Linked DNA regions of Homo sapiens: region 1 is linked to region 2. A link is a loop called in an ENCODE intact Hi-C map of the cell type or tissue named here. Cell type or tissue: Calu3. All regions are shown on one strand. Links, peaks and the distances in the headings refer to the core of each region. The heading gives the core; the rest is flanking DNA.

What was found. Peaks named below come from ENCODE experiments on the same cell type or tissue, not always from the same donor. Only the 100,000 strongest peaks of a DNase experiment are listed, where the experiment ranks them.
Region 1: a loop joins it to region 2, with 2.1 times the contacts of the local background. A loop is called at or near these places in 2 of 110 quality-filtered maps.

What each region holds. Positions count from the first base shown.
Region 1 is chr1:228,923,147-228,938,281 of GRCh38, reverse strand. LOC124904539 (a long non-coding RNA gene) reads left to right here. Exons shown (of 3, transcript XR_007066920.1): 3 at 6,348-8,289. Among named protein-coding and RNA genes, the nearest start is that of RHOU, 200 kb to the right of the region's middle. In Calu3, for the core only: no CTCF peak of the experiment used is centred there; a DNase peak (open chromatin) is centred at 7,671.
Region 2 is chr1:229,149,453-229,164,587 of GRCh38, reverse strand. LINC02815 (long intergenic non-protein coding RNA 2815) reads left to right here and starts at 9,863. Exons shown (of 5, transcript NR_186727.1): 1 at 9,863-10,018. RefSeq lists enhancers at 1,430-1,930, 1,931-2,431, 4,324-4,824. In Calu3, for the core only: a CTCF peak has its summit at 7,586; a DNase peak (open chromatin) is centred at 7,567.

The DNA.
Region 1 (15,135 bases), core at 4,155-12,154, 230 kb after region 2:
CAGGCAGGCTGGCTTCACGGCTAGAGTTGCTGAAGATGACCACCGCAGGAGGGAAAGGAATCACGTTCATGGTTACTTGTCATCAGTGCAGAGTTCCCTCCCAGTGTGTTAGGACAAAAGGGAAGAACCTCTGCAGTTGAGAAGCAAGGCACAGATAAGAATCTTTGGATTTCTTCGGTTAGGTACTAAATGCCTGGAGTGCGGCTTTTTCTGCCAGCAGCTGCGTCCAGTCATTTGTGGTGTTGAGGCCAGGGTAGCGGCCCTGTCCTGGGAGTCGGCCTCAGTCTTTGGCTTTGGCTGTAAGGCACACTGAGAGAAACTAGGCTGCAGGCCGCTCTTCTCTGCCTTAAACCCCTCTGGGTGGGGCAGCTCTCTCGAGAGCAGTCATTACTGCAGCTGTGTGAGCTGCAGGGTGGCTGAGCAGAGGAAAGGGAGGCACGATTGCTCACCCCTTGGGAGGCGGCACAGGTCACAAGAGAGCTTTGGAGTTGTACAAATCTGGGTTCCAATCCTGGATCTCCCTTCTTAGACATTCAGACCACCTCTCTAACCCTCGGTTTCCTCTTCTGTGTAGTGGTGATAATCCTACAGGCCTCAAGATTTTGGGGACACCAAACGAGAGCACAGAAAACCAGTGCAGGGGGGAGGGTGCTGGTGCAGGGTAGTTGGTGAGTGAGCATGACCCTCAGCACCCCTGACTCCACCGTTCACACCTGAGAACGTAGGGCCGGAGATGACTTTGCCAAGACTGAGCACCAAGCAAGAAGCACGGCTGCGGGAAACGCGGCATGCTCAGGCATCCACAGTCTTTAAGCTAAATGACATCTTACTGAGCGCTCCCTTCCACAAGACTCCGTGTTGGGAACTGTGCATGCGAGGGATCTAGGTTGCCTGGGGGAGGTGCTCTCCCCTCACCTTCTTCAGAAAACAACTTCCAGGTTTAGTGTTTAGAGTAATTTTTTTTAAATGTACAAAAAGTGCTTTGGTGTCCAAAAAAATGTGTTGAATTTGAAAAGATTCAGATGGCATCCATAATCTTCATCCCCGCCCTTCCAGCCCCGGGCTTGGTACCTCTGCAGGGCATGCCCAGGGTGGTTGGGGACTGGCACAGGTCTGTGGCCCTGGGGGTTGGGGACCCCTGCAGTAGGGTCCTGAGACTTTGTGAGTCGCTGGGCTGCCTGCAGGGCCAAGGGGCATAAGCAAATCTCCATCCTGGCATTGGTGCAGGTGAAAAGGAGGTGTAAGTCCCTGCTGCAAATGGAGAGGACACAGATATGACACAAATGGAGAGAGACAGTGAAAATCACCGAGAGACCAGGCTCTGCCCGGGCTGGCCATCTACCAGCCACCCAGCCATGGGATGCTGGACAGTCCTCAGGCTTCTCGGGGCCTCTGTTTCCTCACCCAGGAAATGAGCTCAGGCCAGAGGGACAGTTTTCAGGGTTTTCAATTTTTTTTTTTAAAGCAGCAGAAACTTTTCTTTAAAATAAACCATGAGCAGAGCCCCAGTACATTAAAAAAAAAAAAAAAGTAGAATCTGCCTGGTGGAGTGGAAGTGGGGACCCAGAGGCCTTGTGTGCCTTGACCCGAGGATGTGTTGTTGGGGCCGCACTTTCAGAGGGGCACCCAGCACCCTATATTGGGCCCACAGGTCTACATCTGTTCCCATGTCCCAATTTAGCTGTAAGTCCTTGCAGGCAGGGGCTGTCCTAGAGCACTTGGGGTGGCCAGAGCCCAGCCCAGCACCCTGCTCACACGCTCTGGTGACATGTCATTAGTAGAGGCAACTTGCGCAGGTCTGCAGCAACCTCCATTCTTGCCTCCTCAGAAGAAAAAATTCGACTGAGGGGCATAAGGCAGAAGAAAAGACCAAGGCAAGTTTTAGAACAGAAGTGAAAGGAAGTAAAGTACACTTGGAAGACAGCCAAGCAGGCAACTTGTGAGGTCGAGTGCAGGGTTTGACCTTTGATTTGGGGTTTATATGTTGGCACGCTTCCAGGGTCTTGCATTACTTCTCCTCTGATTCTTCCCTTGGGGTGGGCTGTTCGGGTGGGCTGTTCCCATGCGCAGTAACGGTGCTTGAGAGCGGGGCATGCACAGTGTGTTTACTGGAGTTGTACACATGCTCACTTGAGGCGTTCTTCCCTTACCAATCTGGCATTCCTAGAGGAAGGTCATATGCCAGCTAAACGCCTCCATTTTGCCTCTTAGTGCGCATGCTTGAGCCCACTCACCCAATCCCCTGCAACCTTATCGGGAAGCAGCTGATCACCAGCTTCAGGTGTTTTCTGTTTATTGGGAGACTGCCTTTCCCTGGTGCTGGCTGTGCCCAATTATTATTTTAGAGAGACAGTTAACAACAACCTGATCATCACCTGATGGTTGTCTGACATTCCTGGTGTGTGTGTTGGGAGAGCCCCTCCTGCCCTGCTCATGCCTGGCTAGCTACCTCCCTCATCAGTACTGCAGTGGGAAGAGGCAGCCGGTAAGTCGATGAGAAGTGCCTCCTCTGCAGCAGGGCTTTCAGTCTTGTACACTTCACGGGGTGGCCGGTTTTCTATTTTTCCAAAGACTGGTATTAAAATAGACAATTGTCCCTACTGCAGTCACCTGCAGTTATTCAAATAAAGGGCATTTTGGCAATAGTAAAATGGCTTGGCCCTTGGGGACCACTACTCTAGAGCCACTTCCGGTCATTTGCTTGACCTTGTCATCTGCCTGTCTTTGCAAGTGAGTTCGCTTTAGGCTGACCTTTGGTCCATGGTGGTCCAGGTCTGCCTCCTCACAGCCCTCAGGCGTGGCTGGCTGTGACTCATCTGAGCCTGGAGTGTTGTCCTCTTGGTGGGCACTGATCACTGTGACATCTCTGCCTTTGGTCCAAAGTCCTGTCTGTACTTTAATAGAATATGACTACTGAATCTTGACCTTTGGCAAGAGAGGCCTGGGGTGATTTAAAGTAAACAAAACAGCCCTTACCACCAGAACCTGCCCAGGGAGGCAGGGACAGAAGTAAAGCAGTGTTCTGTCCTCAAGCTGGTGGCGACACAGAAAGAAAGCCAGAAAAAGCAGCCCCACAGTGTGTTAACTGAGTCCTCACAAAGTGCTGCAGGAACCCATTGGTGGAAAGAGTTCCTTGACTAGCGTTGAGGGAGAGGATGTGCTTGTGAGGGGACCAGGGAAGGCTGCTTGTAGGAAAAACAATGTGATGGTCCTTTCATTTATTAACTTATTTATTGATTTATTTTGTAATTACAACTTTACTTTAGATTCGGGGGGGGGGTGGTGCATGTGTAGGCTTGTTTACATGGTGGGCATATTGCATGATGCTGAGGTTTGGGATACGAATGATCCTGTCAGCCAGGTAGTGAAAACAGTACCCAGTAGTTTGTTCAACCCTTCTCTCCTCCCTCCCTTTCTGCCCCCTCTAGTAGTCCCTAGTGTCTATTCCCATCTTTATATCCATGAGTACGCAATGTTTAGTTCCCACTTGTGAGAATGGCGGTATTTGATTTTCTGTTCCTACGTTAATTCGCGTAGGATAATGGCCTGCAGCTGCATCCATGTTGCTGCAAAGGACATGATTTCATTATTTTTATGGTTGCAATGGTTCTTAAAGGCTGAGGAGTCTGCCAGGCTAAGTGGAGGGGACACCCAGCAGAGGAGGAAGAGCAAGTAGTGGCATGAAAGACTGTCAATGTCAGTAACTTTGGGAGAATGTGTCTATATCATTTTTTCAACTAGACCATTTTCTTTAAAGTGTGGTGAAGGCGCCACTCATAAATATCCTGTCTGCAGAGCCCTTAGACCTAACTGTTATATGTACATGCCAATTTGCTGCCAGAAACTAGTTTTGGTGGCCTGCACTTTGCAAATGACAGGCCCGTCACTGCAATGTGGCAATGGAGGTTTCAGGTGGAACCAGGACACTTGGAGCTATTTTGACAGAAGCCTTTTCTCCCACAGGAGGCCCACCTTGGCAGTAGTCCTGAAGGTAAAAAGAACTCTGGATTAAGGTGTCTGTATGATTTTCTGTAGACAATCAGGGTCTTGGGCTGCTTGTGGGAAGTTTCCTGGAATGGCACAATCAATTCCAGGGCTCCACCTGAAGCTTCAAGCCCACTTTCCAGGATATGTAGCCCTTCTGCACATAAAGCACCCTGCCAGGCATTGCAGGGCGTCTGGGGAGAAAAGGTCCTTGAAGAAGACTCCAACCCCATTCTCCAGTAGGCTGGGATTCAGGAAGGGCTGGAAGACAGGAGTGAAAGTAAGCATTCCATGCAAGAGGTCCAGAGTCCAGTGAAGACTCAACGGCACTTCCAGTTTGTAAACGTGGAAAGAAAAGGGAAGGCAGGGTGAGCTCTGGGTGTTGAAAGAGATTGGAGTGGGCCACAGGGAGAAAGGGGGTGGAGAGGAGTGCTCCAGGTGGAGTGAGGGAATGGTGGGAGTGAAAGTTCATAAACAAGGATAGAGGGAGAGCTTTTCAACCTCCTGGAATTGCCAAGTATCTTTCTCCTAAGGGCTAGGAACTCCCTGGCAGCCTGACTTCTTTAGGAGATCCCTCCACTGAATTCTCCACGCACCTTCAAAATCAGTCCAGTCTGAGGTTTAAATGGTAAATCATGTGATTGAATCAGCAGCAACAGACTGGCCAGGAACACCTTTGGAATATGCAGTAGAGACTGCCCTGCATGACCTGGGGTCTCTGGGGCAGATGGTTCAGCCCAACAGCATTCAATGTTGCACCCTGGCTCTTGAATAAGCACTGAGTTGATGGTGGTGATTCTGAAGGGCTGTTATGGATTGAACTGTGTCTGCCCAAAAGCTGTTCTAACCCCAAGCACCTGTAGATATGACCTTCTTTAGGAATAGGGTCTTTGCAGATGATCAAGTTAAGATTAGGTCATTAGGGTAGACCCTAATCCAGTATGACTGGTGTTCTTATGTAACAGGGAAATTTGGAAGCCAACCTGTACAGAGGGAAGGCTTGTGAAGACATGGGGCAAATGCCATCTATAAGCCAAGGAGTGAATGCCTGAGGCTACTAGAAGCCAGGAGAATGGCCTAGAACAGATTCTCATTCACGGTCCTCAGAAGACACCAACCCTGCCAAGACTTTGACCTTGAACTTCCAGCCTCCAGAGCTCTGAGACCATACATTTCTGTTTAAGCCACTCTGTTTGGGGTACATTGTTAGTAGCAGCCTTGGGAAACAAATACAGGGGTGTATTAGTTTATTATAAAAAAATCTTCAGGTTGATGATAAGTATAATTATGAAGGCTCAGCACTAGATGCTGTGGTTGATTCTTGAGATAACCACCAAGATCCCCCACATCTCCCACTATCAATTTGTGTTAGTTCTGTTCTATATGGGACAGTGGAATGAGTAATTGGCATCTCATACTTGGCACTTTTGGCCAAGCATAATCTGATAAATCCCTCCCCAGAAAAATGCCCACACATACACTCGAAAAAGGCACAGACTTCTGCACTAAATTTCTAGTGTCTCATGTGCTGGCACACTAGTGTAATAAGTTGAGAAAACAAATAGTAGTGATGGCTCACTGTGATGTACCAGCAAAATCTCAGAAGGGAAAGCCAACAGCAGTTCACTGGGGTCTCGAAGGGCTTTGGCAGCAGGCCTTTGTGATAAATGATTCAGGGTTATTGCTGGTGATTAGGGATGTACCCAGAGGAAGTTGGTGTCCATTCCGACATACGCAATACAGGTATCTGATGTGCACCTGGCCCCTGCCAGGAAAGCAGGGGGCTGTGTCTGAACTGATCCACAGATGCCCGCTGACTTTGTTGTCACCCTTCCCATCAGAAGGGGTGAGCACCAGCACGGTATGAGCAGAGCAGAGGTGAAGCTGCCTCGTTTGCTCTGTGGCATGTGGAGCTGCCCTCCCATGGCTCAGGATCTTCCTCCAGGACTTCAATTTAGTTTGCTACAAGAGAAAATGAAAAGCTCTTAGTAGACAAGTCCAGGAAAGAGCTCACTGGTTTTCAACTCTCCAATACACCCCAAACATTATTTTGCACATGTGATCAGGAGCACTTACCCAAGAGGGTCACTAGGCTGGCCCTTGTCCGGCTTTTCTCTGCCTATCTCATCTGGAGATGCCATGCTAAGTTGTAGCAAATGCCAGTGGACAAACAGATATTCCACAGCATTCTTTCCATGGGCAACGACCACATGGGAATAGCCCCATTCTAAATCACTCATTGTCCCTTGAAGCTAAAAACAGTCCAACAAATAAAGTCACTTTTTGGTTTGCATAACACTAATTTTCTCCAAGATAATGTTAACAGCTCTGCACCTGCATCTCACCCCAACTTTTGCCCACAGCAGCCCCTGGATCTCACCTCAACTTCTGCCCACAGCAGCCACAGCATCACTACCTGATCCTCTTCAGGAGGAGTGGTCTGTGTGAAGAGGAGAGTGACAGGAAAGGGGGACAAGTCTCCAGGGACTCAGGGACTACTTAGTAGAAAGTGTCCTTATAGGTGGTTTCCTAGACTTACATCTGACCTCCACCATTGATTTGGTCGCCATCCACAGAAAAGGGCAAAGGGACAAAATAGAAATCGAAATCCAGCGAGCGAAATGTGATGATGAGGGCCTCATCACCTTTGGCACACCGTACTGGCTCTGCTATACTTGATACTGTCCATTTTCCAATATAATTGGGGAAAAAATATGGTGATCAGATGCCCGTCACCCACACCAATCTCCCTGCTGTGGGCTGAGTTGTGTCTCCCCAACATTCACACATTGATCTAACCCCTGGGACCTCAGAATGTGAATGTATTTGGAGATAGAGTTCAGTCACCTTTATAGAGGTGATTGAGCTAAAATGAAGTCATTTGGGTGACCCCTAATCCCATATGACTGGTTCCCTTAAAAGAAAAGGAGATGAGGACACAGACACACACAGAGGGAAGACCACGTGAGGACACAGGGAGATGACGGCTGTCTGCAAGACATCGATTTCCAGCCTCCAGCACTGTGAGAAAATAGATTTCTGTTGTTCACACCACTCAGTCTGTGGCACTTTGTTAGGGCAGTCCTGGCAAACTAATACACTCCCCTTAAGTCAAACTTGGATATACCTAACATTTGTAAAGAACGGTTACTTCAAAAAAAAAAAAAGCTTTTGTAACCATTTTCTTTTGGATCCTTCCAACAACTCTGCAAGATATCACAATGGTTATTTTGCAAATGGAGGAACTGAGGCTTAAGAAAGTAAAGGAATTTACTTCTTGTGCAGCAATAATGGGCAGAGCTGCGGGACTGGAGCTGCCCTTGCCCTCTGCTCTCCTAGCAATTTTCTTTTATGAGCAAACCTACACGGTGTAAACCTCCTGGGCAACTGTTCTTTTCTGCACACTTCACTATATGAACGTGGAACATTTATAGAGATAGCCTGTAAGAGCTGAATTCCTGCTGCCTCTAACTCCAGACACTTTCGCCTGAATGTGTACTTCTCACTACTGATAAACCCGTGACTCAGCTGGAAATCCTCGTGGTGAAGGAACTGAACACAGAAAACACACATTCGTAAAGACCAGGTGTGGAAGTCTCCAGCCCTGTTTGCACCGCAGCAGACAGGGACACCACAGCCACACGGTACTTGGAAACCCGAGCTTGAGATGATTGATGGAAGTGTTAAAATGCCAGAGCATTTGGGGAATGTGGTATGGGCAGTCCCAGAAGAAATGGCCCTGCTCAGATGCCATCCTGTGGGGTGCGGCTTAATGGGGCCACTCACTCATCTGGGATGTGAAACTTTGAAGACAAATACCTGTTTACTTCATTCGCCCCAGATTTTATACATGCTTTTTAAAAAACAACTTTATTCATGTATAGCTAGGATAAAATGAACAGCACATATTTAAAGTGCCCAATTTGATGAATTTTGATATTGGTGTACATGTGTGAAACTGTCATCACAATCAAAATAACAAACGCCTCCATCATTTCCAAGTTTCCCCATGTCCTTTGTAAGCCCACCTTGCTCCCCCTTCCCCCACACAAGCCCAACCTCCCATCCCTTCCCAGCAATCATTGATACGTTTTCTGTCTCTATGGCTTAGTTTGCATTTTCTAGAATTTTATATAAATGAAATCATACAGTATGTGTTATTTTTGTCTGGCTTTTTTTTCCATTTAGCATAATTACTTTGAAATCTGCCCATACTGTTGTCTGTATCAATAGTGTATTCCTTTCATCTCTGAGTGTCATTCCATTTTGTGGAAATGCCATAATTTGCTTATTCATTTGCCTGTTGAGGGACATTTGGATTGTTTTCCATTTTGGGCCATTACCATAAAGCTGCTATGAACATTTGTATACGTGTGGACAGATGCTTTTATTTCTCTTGAGTAAATACCTAGAAGTGGAATGGCTGTATATTTAGCTTTGCAGAAACTGTCAGACTATTTTCCAAAGTAGTTGTACTATTTTACATTGTTAGCAGCAGCGTAGAAGAGTTCCAGTTCCTCCACCCACTTGTCAACACATGGTATCGTCCATTTCTAAAGTGTTACCACTACTAGGTGTGTGGTGGTATCTCAATGTGATTTTCGTTTGCATTTCTCTAATGACTAATGATGTTGAGCATCTTTTAATGTGTTTATTTTGCCTTTCATTTATCTTCTTTGGTGAGGAGAGTGTGTTCAAACCTTTGGCCCATTTTTTTAAAGTTGGTTTATTTGTCTTCTTGTAATTGAGTCTTAAGAATTCTTCACATATCCTAGATCCAAGTTCTTTGTGAGATAGATGTTTTGCATTTAATTCAGTAAGATATATAAACAAGAAAGGCTTATTGTGAGTCCCTGAACCATGCTAAGAGATGAAATAGGTACCATTTGTTCAACATTAAGTATAAATTATACATACAAAAGCTACATATATCCCACAGATGAATTACTTTTCATCTCTCCTTAATGGCACTAGTGGCTCTTAGCCAGATGGGCTGAAAGAAAGCTCCCTGTCCCTACCTTTCCAAGTATTCTTTATTTCTGGCCTCTTGTCCCTGGGGTCCTTTCCTAATTCCACACCCCACTCTGATCCACACCGGCAGATGGACAACTTTGGAGGCAGTAATTACCAACGTCTTTCAGGTGGAGTCTTCATCAGCCACCCATCCTGCACTGACTCATGTCAAGGAGGGGCAGCTGCCTGGAACCCTGTTTTCTCCCCACTGCTAGAGGCTGGGGCTCTTTCTAGATTCTCCTGACTTCATGCAGAAAATTACCAATGTTTTGGTTGTGTTACCTCAGTGATTTTTTTCCGCTGATTAAAAATTAACTCCCTCATTGCTACCAAACCTCCCTTCCTCAGGGCACCAGCTGGGTGGTTGCTGCTTAAGGATGAGCAGCGACTTCTGAGCAGCGCAGAATCACCCCCTAGCTTACTTCTGTCCTGGAGACCCTCAGCTGGGAGCCCACAACGCTAGTCTGTGCTCAGGCTCCAGAGCTTTCCTCAGAATTGATTCTAGAACCCCAGAGGCAGGCCTGAGGGAGACGAGGAGGGAGAGTCCCTGGGCAACGTGCTTCCTGAAAGCACATGTCAGAGTGAAAGCGTGTCCTTATAAGTGGGATTCTCACAGCAGTGGAGTGACTTTGCACAAGACACTTTACCTCTCTCAGCCTCCCTTTCTTCATGATAATGATAATAATCCTCACTACAAATCTGTATTTCATCACAGGACAATAGGAGAAATCTGGCCATCTCATACACTAGGCCTCCCCAAGTCGCTGTCATCTCTTTGCTGGGTTGTTGCAATCACCTCCTCAAAGGCCCCACTCCCACATCTGCAGTCTCTCTTCATACTACAGCCAGGAGGCTCTTTAAAACCAGGATTTTGTCACCAACTTGTCAAAAACCCTCAAATGGTTTTCAGTCTGACTCAGAGTAAAAGCTAAGGTCGACACCATGAACTGCAAAGCCCCGCAGGATTAGATGCTTGCAGCCTCTTACCTCTTAAGCTTTCCACCTCTCTCCTTCCCTTGGCCATGGCCTCCCTCTGTGTGGTCTGGCCATTCTGCTTCATGAGGGCCCTTAGCACAGACTGCTCTCTCCACAGCGTCTCCCCTCACGTGTCCACCGGGCTCCCTCTCTTCCCCCAGCTTTCTGCTCAAGTGTGGCCTTCATAGGGCTGCCTTCTTATCCTCCCTTTCCCTACCTCTTTGCTTTATATTACTCATGGCACTTGCCACTGCATGATGTATTATATGTTTATAAATGTCCCTGGTGTCTGCCTCTCCCCAATAAAGCACAAACACTGTAGCAGCAGGCACATTGCCTATCTTGTGTACAGTTATGTTTTCGGCCTTTAGAATAGAGCCTGGCACACACTAGGAGCTCAATACATATTTGTTGAATGAATAAATAAATGTATCTAGTAGAGTGACCATATAAAATGTTTGCTTTCTTTCCATTTCTTCCTTCTCTTTGAAAGTGATTTCTGTAGAATGGAAGATAAAACAATGTGGGAAATTTCCGGGATAAAATGCAAAGAGTGTTCACAAGTGTTTTAAAATATCATTGGAAATTCACATGAATGTCTCTGGAAAACATAAGGGCTCTTTACATGTGCAAATGCACTCCACCAAACATGACAGAAGTTGGGAAGTACATTGTGAACAGCGTCTGGGAAGGAAGGGACAATAAGCGTGAGCAACTGGGCAGCCAGGAAAAGGAGTGGCTGAGAAAATGAGGGCTCCTAACCAAGACAAGGGCAAGGGGAAAAGATGGGAAAGAGGCAGGGGAGGGAGACACTGATCATCCCGGATGCTGAGAACATAAATTCCCAGCAGACCAGGAGGTGGGGTGGGGGTGGGGTGGGGAGTTTGTGGAGAGTCTTTTTGACTGTAAGCCAAATAGTCAGTGCTGGGGCCCAAACGGAAAGGATTTTACTTCTCTAGGACCACAGGAAAGGAGTCACTTAGCCTGAGTAGGTGGACACGGGACTGAGAACCAGAGGGTTATCACTAAGGCCATAATCAATATGGGCGAGAACCCAGGTATAGCTGCCAGAAGAGGGGATGGTACAATGGAGTGAGGCGGCTGCTCCCCTGGGGACACTGCCTCCATGCCTGGGCACCGAGGAAGGGACATCCACCATGTGCACAGGAGCCAGGGAGACGTCACCACTGGGGACACTGCCTCCATGCCTGGGCACCGATGAAGGGACATCTACCATGTCCACAGGGGTCAGGGAGATGTCACCGCTGGGGACACTGCCTCCATGCCTGGGCACCAAGGAAGGGATATCCACCATGTCCACAGGGGTCAGGGAGACGTCACAGAAAAGGGGATGCTTAGAGAAGGAGGAATTCACAGAGCACACCAAATGAGATGTAAGAAATGTCTACCCATTGGAAGAGCGCTGCTACTTCCTAGATCCAACTGATATCTTGCTGCACTGCCAGACAGCTTACCAAGTGGAATCACCATGGTTCTTTCTCTTGGCCATGTGTTTTCACTGGTGTCATGCAGAGGCTACCACCATTTGAGGAATATGAAGTGAAATTTTAAAGGAAAACCAAAGTAACAGGAAGGTTACCTTTAATGGTATTAGGAAAGATTCTACTCGTGAGAACATTGAACCTTAGAGTGACTTTTTAAATCCTGTATCTTCCATTTTGTTTTCTTTTGCATGCTTAAATTCCCATTTGTCTTGTGTCTGGGACATCTACCCTTGAATAACTCACTGTTGTCTTCAGTCAACACACATGAAACATGCCCCGTCTTCCTTCCCACTTGTCAAAACTACAACAGCTTCCCAACTGGCCTAAATCTCTATCATGTCAACACAGCTCACCTAAATAGTCTATTTTGTTCTTGGGTTTGTTTCTTTGTTTTTGAGATGGAGTCTCACTATGTTGCCCAGGCTAATCTTGAACACCTGAGTCCAAGCAATCCTCCTGCCTCAGCCTCTCAAATAGCTGGAACTACAAGTGCAGACGACTTCCCCGGCTCTAAATAGTGTTTTTATGGTGTCCTTTCACCATGCCTTTTCCCTCCTCACAAGCCTCAGGACTGCTCCCTTACCTACAGGGTAGGAAAACACCTACCTTCTCACTCACACACAGCTCCTTCTTAAAAACTATGCTTTCACTGTGAATATAGTGATGAACAATGAGCTATGGCTTTGGTCCTGTGACATAAAGTCTAGGGTGGTAGGGTGATATTGAGCAAATACTAAGTATTCCATAAAGAAATAATCACAAATTATGAAAACAAAATATTATGTTAGGAGAATCAGATTTTGATGGGGGGTTATGATTAGGGAAAACTTTTTTGAGGAAGTGACTTTTGGGCTGACACATGGAGGATGAGCAGAAGTTGGCCAGGGAAGGACTAACAGAAGGGATGTGCAGGGCACCACGGTGGGGAAGCCCTTGGCCTATGGGAGGAACTGATACAAACCCGAGGGGCTGGAGTGTCATCTATTAAGGAAAGAAGGACAAAAGGTGACACTGGAGAAAGAAGCAGGGTTGTGTTAGCAGCAGCGAATCCATACAAGCCTTCAGCAACTTAAATTCTTGCCTCCTCAGAAGAAAGAATTCAACTGAGGGACCTAAGGCAGAGGGAGCGTCTGAGGCAAGTTTTAGAGCAGGAGTGAAAGTTTATCAAAAAGTTTCAGAGCAGGAATGAAAGGAAGTAAAATACACTTGGAAGAGGGCTAAGTGGGTGACTTGAGAGATTCAAGTGCGCTGTTTGACCTTTGACTTGGAGTTTTATACATTGGCCTGCTTCTGGGGGATTGCTCCCTTCTCCTTGGATTCTTCCCTTGGGGTGGGCTATCCACAGGAGTGTGGCCTGCCAGCACTTGGGAGGGGCCCCGTGCACAGAGTGTTCACTGAAGCTGTGCACATGCTCCCTTGAGGCATTTTCCCCTTAGTAGTTGAGTGTTCCTAGAGGAAGGTCATAGACTAGTTAAACTCCACCATTTTGCCTCTTAGTGCATGTGCTTGAGTCTACTTGCCCAACTCCTGCAATCTTATCAGGAAGCTGCCAATCACCAGCTTCAGGTGTGTCTATTTTAGAGAGACAGCTTAACAACCGCCTGACCATCACCTGATGGCTGCCTGACATTCCTGTGGGGGGTCCTCTCCTGCTCTGCTCATATCTGACTAACCATCTGCTGTAACCACACAGGGCCTTCCAGACTGGATAGGGGTTATAGATCTGCTTGCTGCTGAAGAGAGGATGACTTGGAAGCCAGGAGATTTTAGGAGGCTATTTCATAAGTGAAAGGAGAGCAGGTGGTGGGTCGGACCCAATGGAGAGCAGGAGATGGATGAAATGTCTTAAAGGTGGAATGAATGGGATAAATAGGACATGGTGGTGGATTGGATGTAGAGGGGATGGAAAACAATGTCAAGAAGGGCTCCCAAATTTCAGACTGCTGAATAGAGGTGTCATTTTCCAAGACACGGAAGACAAAAGAGGAGTATGTTTGTGGAGAACGACCCAGCTTAGTCTCACGCAGGTAAACCTTAGGGTACTGGGGGTTCCATCTTTCCTCCTGAGATTATTATACCCATGTTTACAGTTTCTGTCACTCAGATGGCAGTGAAATTGCTTCACTTTCCAGAATGTACATGTGTTTTCTTCCAAACAAGATAAAATGATTAAAGGAGCAGGGGCTTCATCTGCCAGCACACACACGTGAGTGTGCCTCACACTGTCCAGCAGCACCATGTAGCGTGCACCATTAAAGGACCTTGTAAGAATGGGTGAGTCATATTGGACTATAAATGTTTAGCCTTCAAAGCACTGTGAAGTGAGAGGTGATTATCATTATTTTTCAGGAGGAGAAATCTAACCTCGAAATCACTGCATTTTAAATTATGACTTTCTAACTCACCCCAGGCTTCGGTGATGTTTACATGAAGCAGCTGTTCTATGTAAAGATCCTTGTACTAACTACTGCCCTAGGCTGTGACAAAGGAAAAGTCACAGGCAATCTCTTTCTAACCCAGGTCTCACTCAAAATTCCCAAGTTATGTTTTTTGCAAATGGTTTGAGTTTGCCTCTATGATAAGAAAATTTCATTTGATTAAAATGAACCACAGGAAACAATAGGGCCTCTATGAAGTTAGGGAGGCTGGGTGTGATGACTCATGCCTGTAATCTCAACACTTTGGGAGGCCAAGGTGGGAGGATTGCTGGAGGCCAGGAGTTTGAGACAAGGCCTGGGCAATATAGCAAGACCCCATCTCACAGAACTAAATATATATATATATATATATTTAGCCAGTTGTGATGGTGTGAGCCTGTAGTCCCAGCCACTCAGGAAGCTAAACTGAGGGGATCACTTGACCCCAGGAGTTTGAGGAGCTATATTAGCACCACTGCACTCTAGTCTGGGTGACAGAGTAAGACTGTCTCAAAAAAAAAAAAAATAGAGAAATTATAGGACTATGGGACAGTGCTAAGCATAAGTTCATAGATTTTAACTCCTCACTCTAAAGAAGTTAGTCCCAGGGTGGAAGACATCATGCCTGGCCTCAGCCCAGCAGCCCCAGGCAAGGTCCAGTGCGGCCTGGGGTACTGTGGGGGCAGACCCACAAAAGGTGACATCTCCCCATGGCCCACAGCCGATGGACTTCCAGAAGGAGTGTATCGTCCAGCAATTTTGCGAGTCACCCTTATGCAGTTTTTCCCGAGCAGAGAACAGGGAATGGGGGATGCAGGTGGTAGAAAAAAAAATAACCAAAACCACTGTCACAGGTAAAGAAAGATTAAGGATGCCCGCATGTATTAATTTCCTACCACCATCCATTTACTTCACATATGTTGGCCTCTGTTTGCCTGTTTTCCTGTCTGCAAGATACAGATAATAATAGTATCCATGTAGTGGGTTTGTTGTTTGAGAATCAAATGAGCTACTACATGGAAAGCACTTAGAATCGCCACTGGCACATCAGAAGTGCTTGCAACATGTTAGCTTTTATTAAGAGGACTATCACCATCATCATCATCGCCACCATCTCCCACCACTGACAGATTCTTTTATATTCATTTTTTAGATAAGGAGACTGAGGTTAAGCGCACATCAGTCAGCATGGGTTCTGTTATGTTGCACTAACAAATAACCCCCAGCTTCAGGTTATGGAC
Region 2 (15,135 bases), core at 3,942-11,941:
AGTATCACTTGGCTGGCTGTACATGACCTTTGGAGTCAGAGTTTCCTTATGTAAAAGGAAAATGGTAATAGCAATTGCATAGTGTTGGCAGAGGAGTGGCATATAAAGAGTCCCCTGCAAAGCACAAGCACAGGTGCTGGCCAACGGGAAGACCCAAGTCAGGGTCATTGTTATCCTCTGTTCCTTAAGGTCCAGCTCCAGACCTGCCTTCTTCTGAGGCTTTTTCAACTTTTCTAGCAGCAGTCAAGTTCAACTGCATTGAGGACACTAAATTTGGTCCTGAATTATTTTCCATGTGGTGAATGGATGAGACGTATCTCTCAAACTAGATTGTACACTTACAGGCATAGACTGTGGTTTTTCTTTTTTCTTATTTTTTTGAGACGGAATCTTACTCTGTCACCCAGGCTGGAGTGCAGTGGTGCCATCTCAGCTCACTGCAACCTCCACTTCCTGAGTTCAAGTGATCCTCTCACTTCAGCCTCCCGAGTAGCTGGGACTACAGGCATGTGTCAACACATTGGCTAATTTTTTGTATTTATTTTTATTTTTGTAGAGATGAGGCCTTTCTGTGTTCCCCAGGCTGGTCTTGATCCACCCGCCTTGTGCTGGGATTACAGGCATGAGCCACCACGTCTGGCCGGTTTCTTTTTGTTCTTTTCATACACCTATAGCACTTACAAATTCTTGTGGCCAGTGGTAAGGGGAACATGGGGAATTTTCTTCATCCACAGTGAGTTCAGGTCCTCTGAATTTAGGCTCCTCAAAGCCCTGTGGCTCCTATAAGATTTAGGACTGGGGCCACCCACCTGGAGAGCAGACACCCAGAGCTGGATTTGCACCGAGCAGACCGGTGGCCAATGGAGGAGGCGCTGTGTCCTGGGTACCCAGCCACTTACCTGCAGGCACCTGGCATCATATCAGCTTGCTGGGTGACGGGGGCTACACAACTGTGGTCCCCAGGGGCCAGACAGCCTCCTGCTTTGCACATCCTGTGGAATCTTCAGAGGCAACAAATTGGAACAGGAAAAGAGGTGTTTTTTTCATGAAACAAGCATGTGTTCTGTTTAATGAGGAGAATTCGAGACTCAAGCTGGGGAGAGTACGTGAACTGACTTCTTGACAATGTAATTATAACTCATTTTTCACTACTAAATTGAAATCACTTAGCCAGGCACTGGCCCAGTTTTGGTGAGCGTAGGGGAGCAGCAGCCTGCCTCTGCCTGCCAGCAGTGGATATGAGGCTGTCTTTGATGCTGGAGCACCAGGGGAGCACGCTGGTGTTGGAGAGCCTGCCTGCATTAAGAATATTCCTCAGAAATGGTGTACAATTGGTTTTTATAAATATTTACATTTGGTTGACATTATCCTATCAGAACCGCTGCATTTCTGACTGATCTCGGAGTGCCCCTGAGTGCTGCCTCTTTTAATTTCCTAAGCAGTTGTGCTTGCTTCGGCAGCACATATATTAATTTCCTAAGCAGTTAATTGTCTGTAAACTGTAAAAGAAGAAGGCTTCCTAGTTGAGGCAATAAGCTATTTTAAGTGAATCCTTTTGCAAAACAAAAACTCCTTTTGTAGTGAAGAAAATCTCCCCTAATTGGTCCCTGTGGTAAATGGGATTTCCCTTGATGTCTATAATCTTTTTTTTTTTTTTTTTTTTTTTTTTAAGACAAAGTCTCGCTCTGTCGCCAGGCTGGAGTACAGTGGCGTCATCTGAACTTACTGCAACCTCCGTCTCCTGGGTTCAAGCAATTCTCCTGCCTCAGCCTCCCGAGTAACTGGGACTACAGGCGCGTGCCACCACGCCCGGCTAATTTTTGTATTTTTAGTAGAGACGGGGTTTCATCATGTTGGCCAGGATGGTCTCGATCTCCTGACCCCCTGATCCGCCTGCCTCAGCCTCCCAAAGTGCTGGGATTACAGGCGTGAGCCACCGTGCCCGGCCTACAATCCTTAATGCCGTGGAATTCATGCCTCGTCTACCTGGTTCCTGAGGAGGCAGACACCTGGGGGCAAAGCAGGGCACTGGGGAAGTACCGGTTCTTCCTGCTCTCACATAATCTGCTTGGGAGTCCCGGGGGGTAGGTATTATTATCCCCATTCTGCAGGTAAAAAAAGTGCAGCTCAGAAGAGGTAAATACATGTCTGAGGTCACACAGCAGGTCAGGGCTGTGCCAGGAGTCAGTCCGAGGTCACTGTGCCATGCAGACTGGAAGGAGGCCCCAAGAGCTCAAAGCCCTCCTCCTGGTGCCCAGGTCTTTCCATGAAAAAACCACCTTAAAGGGGGACTTTGTGTATGGATTTCTAGGCCACACTCACTTTTAGCTCCTTGAAGCCCTTCTCAGCATTAAGTTATCTTATCCTTCAAAACAGGTAGATAGAGCTGGGTACAGTAGCTCAGGCCTGTCATCCCAGTGATTTGCGAGGCAGAGGCAGGAAGATCACTTGAGCCCAGGAGTTGGAGGCCAGCCTGGGGACATAGCAAGACCTCATCTCTAAGAAAATTAAAAAACGTAGCTGGGCATGGTGGCACATGCCTATAGTCCCAGCTATTTAGCAGGCTTAGGCAGGAGGATCGCTGGAATCAGTGAGCCATGACTGCACTGTTGCACTCCAGCCTAGATGACAGAGTGAGACTCAACTCAAAAAAAAAAAAAAAAAAAAAAAAGAAAGAAAAAGAAAGGAGATGGGTTTTCTCTGGATGAGTGTGCTGGGGTGGTTCCACTGTGGCATGCAGGACTGTGGCTCAGGGTTTCTCTCCTGCCCTCTTTGATGCCTGGGGCCTGTGCCAAGTCACCTTGACCCATTTTAACCAGCAGCTTGGGTTAAAGTTCTTAATGACCAGGAGATATATATATATATATTTATGTATTGCATTTTATAAATGCTTTAAATACAGTCATAAAAAATAAGCTTCAAATTTACAAAAACCAAGACAGTTAAAGCTGATGGGATGGGAGTTATATTTCCATGTTCAAAATGCTAACTTAACAAAAAATTTCCTTTAGATTCATTTAACTACCTAAATGTTTGCAATGTGGTTATGTTTCTAAAATTGGAATTAGGTCGGGTGTGGTGGCTCATATCTGTAATCCCAGCACTTTGGGGAGGCCGAGGTGGGCAGACCACCTGAGGTCAGGAGTTCGAGACCAGACTGGCCAAGGTGGTGAAACTCCATCTTACTAAAAATACAAAAATTGGCTGGGCGTAATGGTGGGCGCCTATAATCCCAGCTACTGGGGAAGCTGAGGCAGGGAGAATTGCTTGAACCTGGGAGGTGGAGGTTGCAGTGAGCCGAGAGAGATCATGCCATTGCACTCCAGCCTGGGTGATCTCAAAAAAAAAAAAAAAAAAAAAAAAAAAAAAGGGGGAATTAAGTTTTTATTCAAGTGGGTTTTATTAGATGTAATTTATCTGGCATCAAACTCTTGTATAAATACTAGCATAGCCAGCCCAGATCTTTCCAAACTATGTTGTGTGCAACAGTAGCACCCTGAGATGTTATTGAGGCATTCTTCAAAAAAAAAAAAATGTAATATAACCAGAGCACTTGTGAAACAATGAGTCAAAAAAAGTTAAATACTTAATTTTTTTTTTTTTTTTACTGCAGGACTCCCTCTAAGATTCTAATATGCTAAATAATATATATTTGTATTAGGTATCTATTGTTATGTAACAAATTATCCCAAAACTTTGTGGCTAAAAACAACAATAAATATTGATACCACTCACAGTTTCTGTGGGTCAGGAGTGTGTGAGCAGCTTGGTTGGGTTGTTCAGGCTCATGGTCTTTCCTGAGGTTGCAGTTGAGATGTTGGCTGGCACTGTATTATCTGAAGGCTGGTCTAGGGCTGGAGGATCCACTTTCAAAATGCCAGGCTTTTTGGTGGGAGCCCTAAGCTCTTTTCTGTGGGCCTCTCTTGACAGGGCTGCTTGAGGATCCTCATGGTATGCAGGCCAGCCTCTCCCAGAGAACAAGGCAGAAGCTGCAATGCCCCACAGGAGGGAGACTTGGAAGTCAGACATCATCGCCCCTGCCATACGGTCTTAGTCCATTTGTGTTGCTATAAAGGAATACCTGAGGCTGGGAAATTTATAACAAGAAGAGGTTTATTTGGCTTGTGGTTCTGCAGGCTCCACAGGATGGTGCCAGCATCTGCTTCTGGTGAGGGCCTCAGATGTTTCCATTCATGGAGAAGGTGAAGGGGAACAGGCATCATATGGCCAGAGAGGAAGCAAGAGAGAGGAGGAGGAACCAGTTTCCATGGGAACAAGAGTGAGAGTTCACTCACTCTGTGAAAATGGCACCGAGCCATGAGGGATCCATCCCGGTGACCCAAACACCTCCCACCAGGGCCCACCTCCAACACTGGGGAGTCAAATTTCAACACGAGATTTGGAGGGGATAAGTATTCAAACAGTATCACATAATCTGTCAGTCACACTTACCAGCCCTGAATTGATGTGAGAAGGGGACCCTACAAGGGTGTGAAGACACAGAGGCAAGATCTTTGGGGGCCACCTGGAGGCTGGCTATCATGACATCGTTCAGCCTTAAGTAGAGGTTATGATGTAATTTTCCCCAAACTCACTTTACCTCAGATTGTCACAAAATCCCTTTGTTTTCCAATTAATGAGTATTCCTGGTATGTGTTGACCTCCACTGTTCCAGCCCAGGTTGCTCAATTCAACCTGTAGCTTGGGGTGAGCCACTGCCTACTGCCCTGCATGGTGTCAGGAGACTCCTTTGTATCATGGTGTGTGTGTGTGCATGTGTGGGGTGTGTGGAGTGCACGGTGCAGGCTGGCGAGGGATGAGAGCTCTGGGGGCACAGCCTGAGGGCAAGGAGCTCCTAAGCCCTTAAACTGCACCCTCCAGGGGTCCCTTTCCTCACTGCAGGGCTGCGTTAGTATCCACCCTGGACCACTCTCTCCCTCATGGTCACTGAGTACCCTAGAGTTGGAGCTTCTCTCCACTTCTTGGTTTCTTCCTCGCCTTCAGCCACTTTGCGCCTGGGTCCACCACTTCTCCTTCATATGAAAGCTGTCTTCCTGGCTTTTTTTTTTTTTTTTTCATAAGAAGCTATGGTGGTCAAATAAGAAAGAACTTTTAGAACAGGATTCTAAAGCCTGGTGTGGTGGCACATACTTGTAATCTCAGCACTTTGGGAGATTGAGGCAGAAGGACTGATTGAGGCCAGGAGTTTGAGACTGTCTGGGCAACATAGTGAGATCCCCATCGCTACAAAATACTTCAAAGTTAGCTGGATGTGATGTGCACACCTGTAGTCCCAGCTGCTTGGGAGGCCGAGGCAGGAGAATTCCTTGAGCCCAGGAGTCGAGGTTGCAGTGAACAACAGAGCAAGGCCAAAAAACAGCCAGAAAACAGCAGCAAAAACCCCCCAGGATTCTGAGTTGTTCATGGCAAAGGAAGTTAGTTCTTCCTTCTTTGCTGTCAGGAAGGCTCTCCCCACAAACACAACTGCCTGGTCAGCACTTCTTGGGGAAGGTCTTTCTTTCTCCCTGCCCATCCCAGAATGGGTTAAATCTAAGGCAGGAAAAACGAGACAAAAAGGACTGGCGTTTTCACATTGAGTTAGGTTGAGTATTGCCCTTCTACCCTGGAACATTGCTTTGATCACAGGCCTGTCTGTGTGCATCCCCTCCTTGGGCAGAACTGCAGCCTTCTGAGTAATCAAGCTTCTCTGAAGTGCTCTTACCCTCATCCCAAGAAATCATGTCTTTCCTGCTTCACTTTAGCAGTGACCTTCCCACCACTGACGTGTACCTTTTATAACTGCAATTGTCTTGCGTATTTCTGCTCTAAACTTGGATCAGCCATGTGCCTGCTGCCCCTGTCCTAGAGCAAGTGTGAGGTCATTGAATGAGCATCTGAAACTGTGGCCCTGACGTATGGAGGCTGGCAGGCAGGGGTCCTGAAGCAGTTGGGCCGAGGGGCTGGAAATGTGGCATGCCAACTCCTTGTTTTTCCAGGAACTTGCAGAGTGCGTAGGGGAAGGCCCATAAACTGCTCAGTATTGCAAGTTACCCCACGCTAGAATGGGGAAGAAAATACAACTACATTATTGCGGTCATCACTGAGCACGTGAGGTGGTGGTGAGTGAGCATCTTTGCAAAGCAGAGCCAGGCAGGCAGGGTTAGAGTCTCTTTCTCCCTCTCTCTCTCGGATGATTTACGTTTCCATCCACCTCACTTAACGTGGCCTCCTGGGCAAAGCTTACTCATTTGCAGATGTCTTTTTCCTTGTATCATTTCCTTCCTTCTCTAAAGAGCAGATTTCCATCTGGGTGTCTGGTAAGAGGGAAAAGGGAAAATAGTTCCTGGACTGGGTGGTTTTGGAAGTTAAGAGCTCCCTCCTCTATATTGTCAATCTTCAGACCTAAAGGACATCACTCTTCTCCCTTCACACAATTGGTGATAAGCACCAGTGTTGTTATGACAAGGAAAAAAGGGTGGTTTCTAATTTTGGCAGAAAGAATGAAGACTGACCTTGTCAACAAAATGCTTATCAGGGAGTTTTAAACTCTTTTGTCAAAGATCTGACTTCCCAACTAGAGGGCTGCCCTCACCCTCCTCTAGTAAATCTGCTGATATTTTCACTTGTTGATACATTTTCCTAAAGTGCTGTGCCATGATTTTCCCCTTGATTGTCTCTTGGAGATACTTAGTATATTTTTCCTGAGTGAAGGATGAAACCCCTGAGGCCTGGAAGCAAGAGTTTAAGTAAATTACTCTAAAAGACTCTTCCCTGGCTTACTGTGGCCCACCGATGCCTCACCGCTGAAAGCAGCTTCCCATGAAACTCAGGGATGGTTGGATGGGAGACAACCAGAATGCCATCAGGCCACTCTGCTTCTGGAGCTCAGGCCGTAAAAGAAGAAGTGGTCTCACTGCTAGCCTGGGCAAATAGATTCCAGGGCATGGGAGGAGGCACATGACTTTCTGGTAGCCATACGAATTTTGGAATACAAGAGCATTCCAAAAAAAAAAAAGGAATATTCTTTATTCCAAAGCAAAACCAGTTGTTGGAACTGGTTTGCTCCCAGATTTTCAGAACAGCATCTACCCAGACCCCAGGTAGATGGTTGGAGGGGGTGGTTTGGGGCAGAGTGACTCCTGCATTACCTGAGTTACCTGGGCCAAGTGTACAGGTCTGCAGGCCACTAACCCCCAATCTAAGTTAGTGAAATGTCTTAAACCATCTGTGATCCCTTGCCAGAGCCACTGGGTGTCCAGGATACAGCTGCAGAGTGGCTTGTTGGGAAGGTTATGCCTGTCTCTTTATCTAGGTGGCATGCCCCATCTCTGGGTCCTGCCCCAACCCCTCACCCTGCCTGCCTTCTGCATCTGTCACTCTGTGTTATGGTTGTCTGTCTCCCTTACCACATGATAACTGGCTTTAGTGCAGGAAACCTGTGTGTGTTTATCTCTGTGTCCGTGGTGTTTAAAACAGAACCTGGCATCTGGTAGGAACCCAAAATATGTTCCCTGATAGAATGAGGGAACAAACCATTGTCCTGCAGCAGAAAAGCAGCAGGTGTCACTGTCCCCATGAACTCAGAAGGGTTCAGCCAGAGCTCTTCCTGAATTTTAGAAAGACCTGGGACCTGGTAGCAGGTCCATGTGCCGCATGGGATGAAGTCAGTAGGAGCTGGTGGGAGGCCGGAAGGAGGAGAAGGAGAGAAATAAACAGGGGTAGCAGAGAAGTCCTCAGTTCATCAGGAAAATCTTTATCCATGAGTTCAGTGAGCATTTCTTGTTTTCCTTGGAATTCCAGTTGTAATAAGATGCCGGCGAGTGTTGCAAGTGAGTGATTATTGAGGGTGGGTAAAGGCCTATTAGGGCTTCTCGCAGAAGCAGAAATTATTTCCTCCTGGCTGTCTATCCCAGTTTATCAATAAAACCAACAGTAGGAAGGTGGCTGCTGGGGTAGTGGGAGGCCCCAGGGGAAGCAGTCAGACCATTACTTGGCATAGTCAGGGCTATAGATGCTGGAATCGCTACTGAGCACTTGCCCCCAGTTGGTTCAAATCTTTTCTATGCAAGACTGTTTTTGCAGAGAAGGGAAACTGATAAGAAAAACAGCTCATATTAGGCATTTAGCAAATGAAGAAAGGAAGATGACTTCCAGGTCTCAGCTGATTCAAGATCACCTCTAACACCAGTGCCCGTTCTGCCCTGTTTTTAGGAGTGAAACTTCTTGGTTAAAAGAGATCTGATATTGTATCCTAACACAGAAAACAATGTATGTGGGGTTGCTCTGGCAGAGTGAGGGTAGGATCCAGAGACCCACCCTTGGCCTCAGTCCTCCTCCCTTACCGCCAGCCCCTCTAGCAGGCAGCTGACCCAGGAGCTCGGCTGGAGACCCACTGCCCAATCCTGCCCATTGGCCTCCCTCCCTCCAACTTTTCTTTTATTTTTATAGAGATGGATTCTTGCTATGTTGCCCAGACTGGTCTCAAACTCCTGGCCTCAAGCAGTCCTCCCACCTCGGCCTTCCAAAGTGTTAGGATTACAGGCATGAGCCATCGTGCCCAGCTAGAAATCTTTTCTTGTTAAACCAGTTAATGGGTACCTATGGTTCCTCAGTATTTTTCTTCATGTAGTCTGGTTAACAGACTTTTCCTCCTGTACTTCTCAGGCACTTTAAACTGAGCATGAAATGGTAAACCTACAACCTTGGGAAGACAGCACTTTTTCCAGGGCAGTTGCTATTTGGCTCTGGTTTTTAGAGCTGGGGGTGGAGGGTGGAGAGGAAGAGACTGACATTGAGGAAGAGACAGGAAACCATCGCGGATAGGAGACTTCTGATTGGCGCAGGCGGGTCCTCCAGGGAGCCATCGGCAGTAGGATGTACTTCCCCCTTCTCGGCGCCAACAAGGTCTGTAAATCTCTTTCTACCATGCTGTGTGTCAGCCACAGCCTTTTCTCCAGCAGTGGCTGTGTCATTGGGGATTCACAGAAATGCACACTCAGAGGAGCACAGAGCATTTAGCTTCCAGGACTGTCGTCATTTGTGCAGGTGCAGGACCACCAGCAGTCACACTGTGCTCCTGCTTTGACGATGTAGTGTGGTTATGAAGGAAAGTTCTGTACTTCCACAGCTGAATTCTGAGCTAAAACAATGGAGAACTTAACAGTTTCTTCAGCCAGCCTGACCCTAGACATAGAAGATGATCCTGACTAGATAGAGGACAGAGCCAGATGAAAAAGTGACATGCCTGGACAAACCAGGGCTGGGTCAGTGGCCGAAGGCCAAGGGGGATAACAGAAATAGGCTTGCAATGCAGTTTTGTATGTGCAGGGGCTGAAATTGAAGTGCAACTATAGTTCTCTATGTTTAGCCTAGTTGTTCAATAACTTGCTGAAATTTTATGCTATAATGTGAACTCAATTCTGTTCACCTTATCACAGTGTTACTTTGCAAAGTCATGAGTTAAGAGAAATTCCCCATGTGTGTTGGGAAATGAAAGCAACTGACTGACCATGGATCCCCCCTCATGTGTCCAATGGACAACTCCTTGGGCTTCCTGGGAGAGATGAACCCAGGGAGCAGTTCCAAGGACAAGAGGACTTTATTACACGGCAAGACTTTGGTGCTGGCCTCTTGTGCCATTCTCTGGAACTTTGCTAAATCACGTGGAACAGGAGGCCCTTCTTCAGCATAGACTCTACCAGTCCCGACAGCTTCCTTCCCTGCATCACTGGCAGATTTCTTTTGGGCTTCCCACAATGAGTGGAGGGGAAGAGGCTTAGATCCCCAACCTATAAAGACTAGAGACAGGAGGAGGGGCCAACACCAAGGGAGGGAATGAGGAGACAGTGTGTACCAGAGGCTGCCCTTTCTCAGCTTCCTGCACCTCTCCTTCCTCGTGGGTAAAAGGATGTCCACAGAGACTGATGTTCCAGCTTCTGTGTCTACTGTGGTGGGCGCTCCAGCACTGGGCATGGTTCTGAGGCCAAGCATTTTACAGCAACGCTGTTCCTTCTTGGAGGTAGGGTTCGTCCCAGGGGAGCAGCACATGCTTTTTTTTGTTGATGTTGTGTTATGGAGGGGAGGTCCCTGGCCCAGATGGACTCACCTGAGATTTCTCATCTTTGTCTCAGTGGTGTGGTTTGGTTGAACATGGTCCCTGTGGAATGGCCCAAACTGGAGACTATTGCTGCTTGGACATGCCACACCTATTTGTGCCCACAGAGGGCTCTGGGGGAGAAGGATTTCAATGACTTAGTAGCTGTCCTCATAGGTTCTTCCAATGCCCAAGGGCTCCCAAGGGCCCTCCATAGAAACTGCAGAATCCACAGGATCTGCTGGCCCTGGAGCTTGCGTACACTTGCTCAGACAGAGTGAGTGCAGAAGGCACCATTTACAGGCACGTCTTGTTTTATGGTGCTTTGCTTTATTGTGGTTGGTAGATACTGTGTTTTTTACAAACTGAAGGTTTGTGGCAACCCTGAGTTGAGCAAGTCTATTGGTGCTATTTTTCTAACAGCATGTGCTCACTTCATGTCTCTGTGTCACATTTTGGTGACTCTCCCAATATTTCAAAAGTTGTCATTATTTTTATGTCTGTTATGGTGCTCTGTGATCAGTGGTCTTTGAAGTTACTATTGTAATTGTTTCATGGCACCGCAAACCATGTCCATATAAGACAGGGAACTTAATCAACATGTATGTGTGTTCTGACTGCTCCACCCACCGGCCATTCCATCATCTCTCTTCCTTTCCTTGGGCCTCCCTATTCCCTGAGATACAACACAATTGAAATTAGGGCAATTAATAATTCTATTAATGGCTTCTAAGTGTTCAAGTGAATGGAAGTTGCACCTCTCTGACTTTAAATTAAAAGCTAGAAATAATGAAGCTTAGCACGTCAAAAGTCTAGAGAGGCCAAAAGCTAGGCCTCTTGTGCCAAACAGTCAGGCTGTGAATGTAAAGAAAAAGTTCTTCAAGGAAATTAAAAGTGCTACTCCAGTGAACATACAAATGATAAGAAAGCTGATACAAAGAGGTTTGAGTGGTTTAATAGAAGAGCAAATTAGCCACTACATTCCCTTAAGCCAAAACCTAACCCAGAACAAGGTCCCAACTCTCTTCAAATCTATGAAGCTGAAAGAGGTGAGGAAGCTGAAGAAGAAAAGATGGAAGCTAGCAGAGGTTGGCTCATGGGGTTTAAGGAAAGAAGACATCTTCATAACATGAAAGTACAGGGTGAAGCAGCAAGTGCTGATGTGGAAGCTGCAGCAGTTATTCAGAAGAACTAGCTAAGATATTTGATGAAGGTGGCTACACTAAACAGCATATTTTCAACATATATTAAACACCCTAATTGTATTAGAATAAAATGCCATCTAAAGTGTTCATTGCTATAGAGAAATCAATGTCTGGCTTCAGAGCTTCAAAGGACTGGCTGATTCTCTTGTTAGGGGCTATTGCAACTTGTGACTTTAAGTTGAAGCCAATGCTCATTTACCATTCTGGAAATCCTAGGGCCTTTAAACATCATGCAAAATTGACTCTGCCTATGCTCTATCAATGGAACAACAAAGCCTGGATGATAGCGTATCTGTTTACAGCGTGGTTTACTGAATATTTTAAGTCTACTGGTGAGACCTACTGCTCAGAAAAAAAGATTCCTTTCAAAATATTACAGTTCATTGGCAATATGCCTAGTCACCCAAGAGCTGATGGAGATGTTGTTTTCATGCCAACTAACATAATATTCATTCTGCAGCCCATGGATCAAGGAGTCATTTTGAACTTCAAGTCTTATTATTTAAGAAGTATAGTTTGTAAGGCAAAAGCTGACATAGATAATGACTGATTGATTGATATAGGCAAAGTAAACTGAAAACCTTCTGGAAGGGATTCAGCATTGTAGATGCCATTATGGACATTTGTTTTCACAGTTAAGACATATGAGAGAGAAAAAAAAGAACATTTGTGATTCATAGAAGGAAGTTAAAATATCAGCATTAACAGGAGTTTGGAAGAAGTTGATACCAATCCTCATGGATGACTTTGAGGCTTCAAGACTTTCATGGAGGAAGTAACTGCAGATGTGGAAATAGCAAGAGAACTAGAGTTAGAAGTAGAGACCAAAGATGTGATTGTATTCTTGCAATCTCATGATAAACGTTCAGTGGGTAAGGAGTTGCTTCTTATGCAGGAGCAAAGAAAGTGGTTTCTTGAGATGAAATCTACTCCCAGTGAAGATTCTGCGAACATTGTTGCAATTACAACAAAGGAATTAGAATATTATGTAAACTTAATTGATAAGGCAGCAGCAGGGTTTGAAAGGATTGGCTACAATTTTGGAAGAAGTTCTACTGTGAGTAAAGTGGTATCCAACAGCATCACATGCCACAGAGAACTCTTTCGCGAAAAGAAGAGTCAATCAAAGTGGCAACCTTCATTTTTGTCTTATTTTGAGAAATTGCCACAGCTACCCCAGCCTTCACTAACCACCACTCTAATCGGTCAGCAGCCATCAACATCCAGGCAAGACCCTCCACCAGCAAAAAAATTATGACTTCATCAACACCCAGGCAAGACCCTCCACCAGCAAAAAGATTATGACTCGCTGAAGGCTCAGATGACCATTAGCTTTTTTTTTTTTTTTTTTTTTTTTTGAGACAAAGTCTCGCTCTGTTGCCTAGGCTGGAGTGCAGGGGCATGATCTCGGCTCACTGCAACCTCTGCCTCCTGGGTTCAAGCAATTCTCTGCCTCAGCCTCCCGAGTAGCTGGGATTACAGGCGCCCACGATCACACCTGGCTAATTTTTTTGTATTCTTAGTAGAGACAAAGTTTCACCATCTTGACCAGGCTGGTCTTGAGCTCCTGACCTCATGATCCACCCACCTTGGCCTCCCAAAGTGCTGGGATTACAGGAGTGAGACACTGCACCCGGGTGATCATTAGCATTTTTTAGCAATAAAGTTTTTGTTGTTGTTATTTATTTTTTTAAGAGTCTAAGTCTTGCTCTGTCACCCAGGCTGGAGTGCAGTGGCATGATCATAGCTCACTGCAGCCTTGAACCTCTGGGCTCCCACCTCAGCTTCCTGAGTAGCTAGGACTATAGATGTGCACCACCACGCCTGGCTAATTTTTTTTTTTTTTTTTTTTTTTTTAAGAAACAGCATCTCACTATGTTGCCCAGTCTGTCTCCGACTCCTGGCCTCAAGCGATTCCCTCACTTCAGCTTCCAAATTGCTAGGATTACAGATGTGAGCCGCCACACCTAGGAAGCTTTTTCTAATTAAGATATTTACATTTTTTTAAGATGCAGTGCTACTGTACACTTAAGAGACTACAGCATAGTGTAAACATAACTTTTATATTGCACTGGGAAACTAAAAAACAATTGGTGACTCACTTTATTGTGATACTCTCTTTATTTCAGTGGTGTGGAACTGAACATGCACGATCTCCGAGGTAGGCCTGGGTGGGGATATCTTGCAAGACAGGACTGATCTCCTGTTTAAAGGCATCTCCCAAAACTCCTATTTTTATATTCGGATTGTGCTTTAGACATGTCAGAGATCAACTCGACCTGTCAGAATGAAGACAGGTGTGTTTTTGACCCTGAGCTGAAATGCCTCCTTCCCACTTTTAGGCCCAGAGGATGTGGACTATAAGTGAAGCGATACCCTAACCCTTCGGAGGTGCTGTACCCAGGCCTTTCACCTCTGTGCTCCTCAGTCTTTCTGGGGAGGAATGACATGGCTGCTGAGGCCCCTTCCCCTCAGGCCATCTCTGGCTCTGAAGGCCGAGAGCTTTGGAAGGAAGTTGAGCACCAGGGATCCAGAGCCTGCCTTCCTCGGAGGGGCTCATTGTCCTCCTGCGAAGCCAGATGGTTCACGTGATGGGGAGAGTGGCTGAGAGGATACAAGTGGCACGGGGAGGGGGTGGTCACCAGCCATCTCAACACAAGGGAAAGGCTGCGGGTATTGACTTGTCCTTTCTTTTTCAAATTAACTTTTTGTTTTTAATTATTATGGGTACATAACAGTTGCTTGTATTCATGGGGTACCTGTGATGCTTTGATACAGGCATGCAATGTATAGTGGTCAAGTCAGGGTAATTGGAGTATCCATCACCTGAAGCATTCATCATTTCTGTGTGTTAGGACATTCTAATTTCACTCTTTTAGTTATTTTAAAATATACAATAAATTATTGTTACCTATGGTCACTCTATTGTGGTACTGAATACTAGATCTTACTAATTCTATCTGACTATAGTTTTGTACTCGTTAACCATCCTCACTTATCCCCCCGCCCCACTACTACCCTTCCTAGCCCCTGGCAACCATCATTCTCCTCTATCTCCGTGAGTTCAAGTTTTAAAATTTTTATCTCCACATAAGTGAGAAAATGCAAAATTTGTCTTTCTGTGCCTTGCTTATTTCACTTAACATGACTTGTCTTTTCTCCTTAAAATCTCTCAGAGCCAGAGAACTTCTAAGGATGGCAGGAACCTTAGGGACTGTCTAGTCTAGTGGCCCCAAAACTTAGTAATGTGCCAGAATCATTACCTGTGGGCTTTACGAAGGGGGATTTCTGAGGAAGCAGAGTTCCAGGGATACAGCCTGGTTCTGAGGGCTGAGCCAGTGTGGCTCTGGGCCAGCTGAGCCACTTGGACACCATGGGAGTGAGGTGCTCAAGGGCACAAGTTTTACAGCCAGAGTGGATTTACCACTTGCCAGCTAGAACCTAAGACAAGACACTTAGCCTCAGTGTCCTCATCTGTGAAATAGGGAGAACAGCACTTAACACTTCACAGGGCTGTGAAGATGCTGTGTGGATGATACTTTGTGTGATACTATTTGAGATACTATGCATGATGCTATGTGTGGGATATTAGGTATGAGAGAATATGTGTAACACTGTGTGAGATACTCTGTGTAATACCATATGTGAGATAGATACTAAGTGAGATACTATGTGAAATAGTCTGCGTGATACTATATGTATGATACAGTGTGTGAGATATGATGTGTGATGCTGTGTATGAGATACTCTGTGTAATACTGTGTGTGGTGCCGTGTGTGATGCTGTATGTAAGGTACTCTGTGATACTCTGTGAGATGCTGTGTGTGAGATACTTTG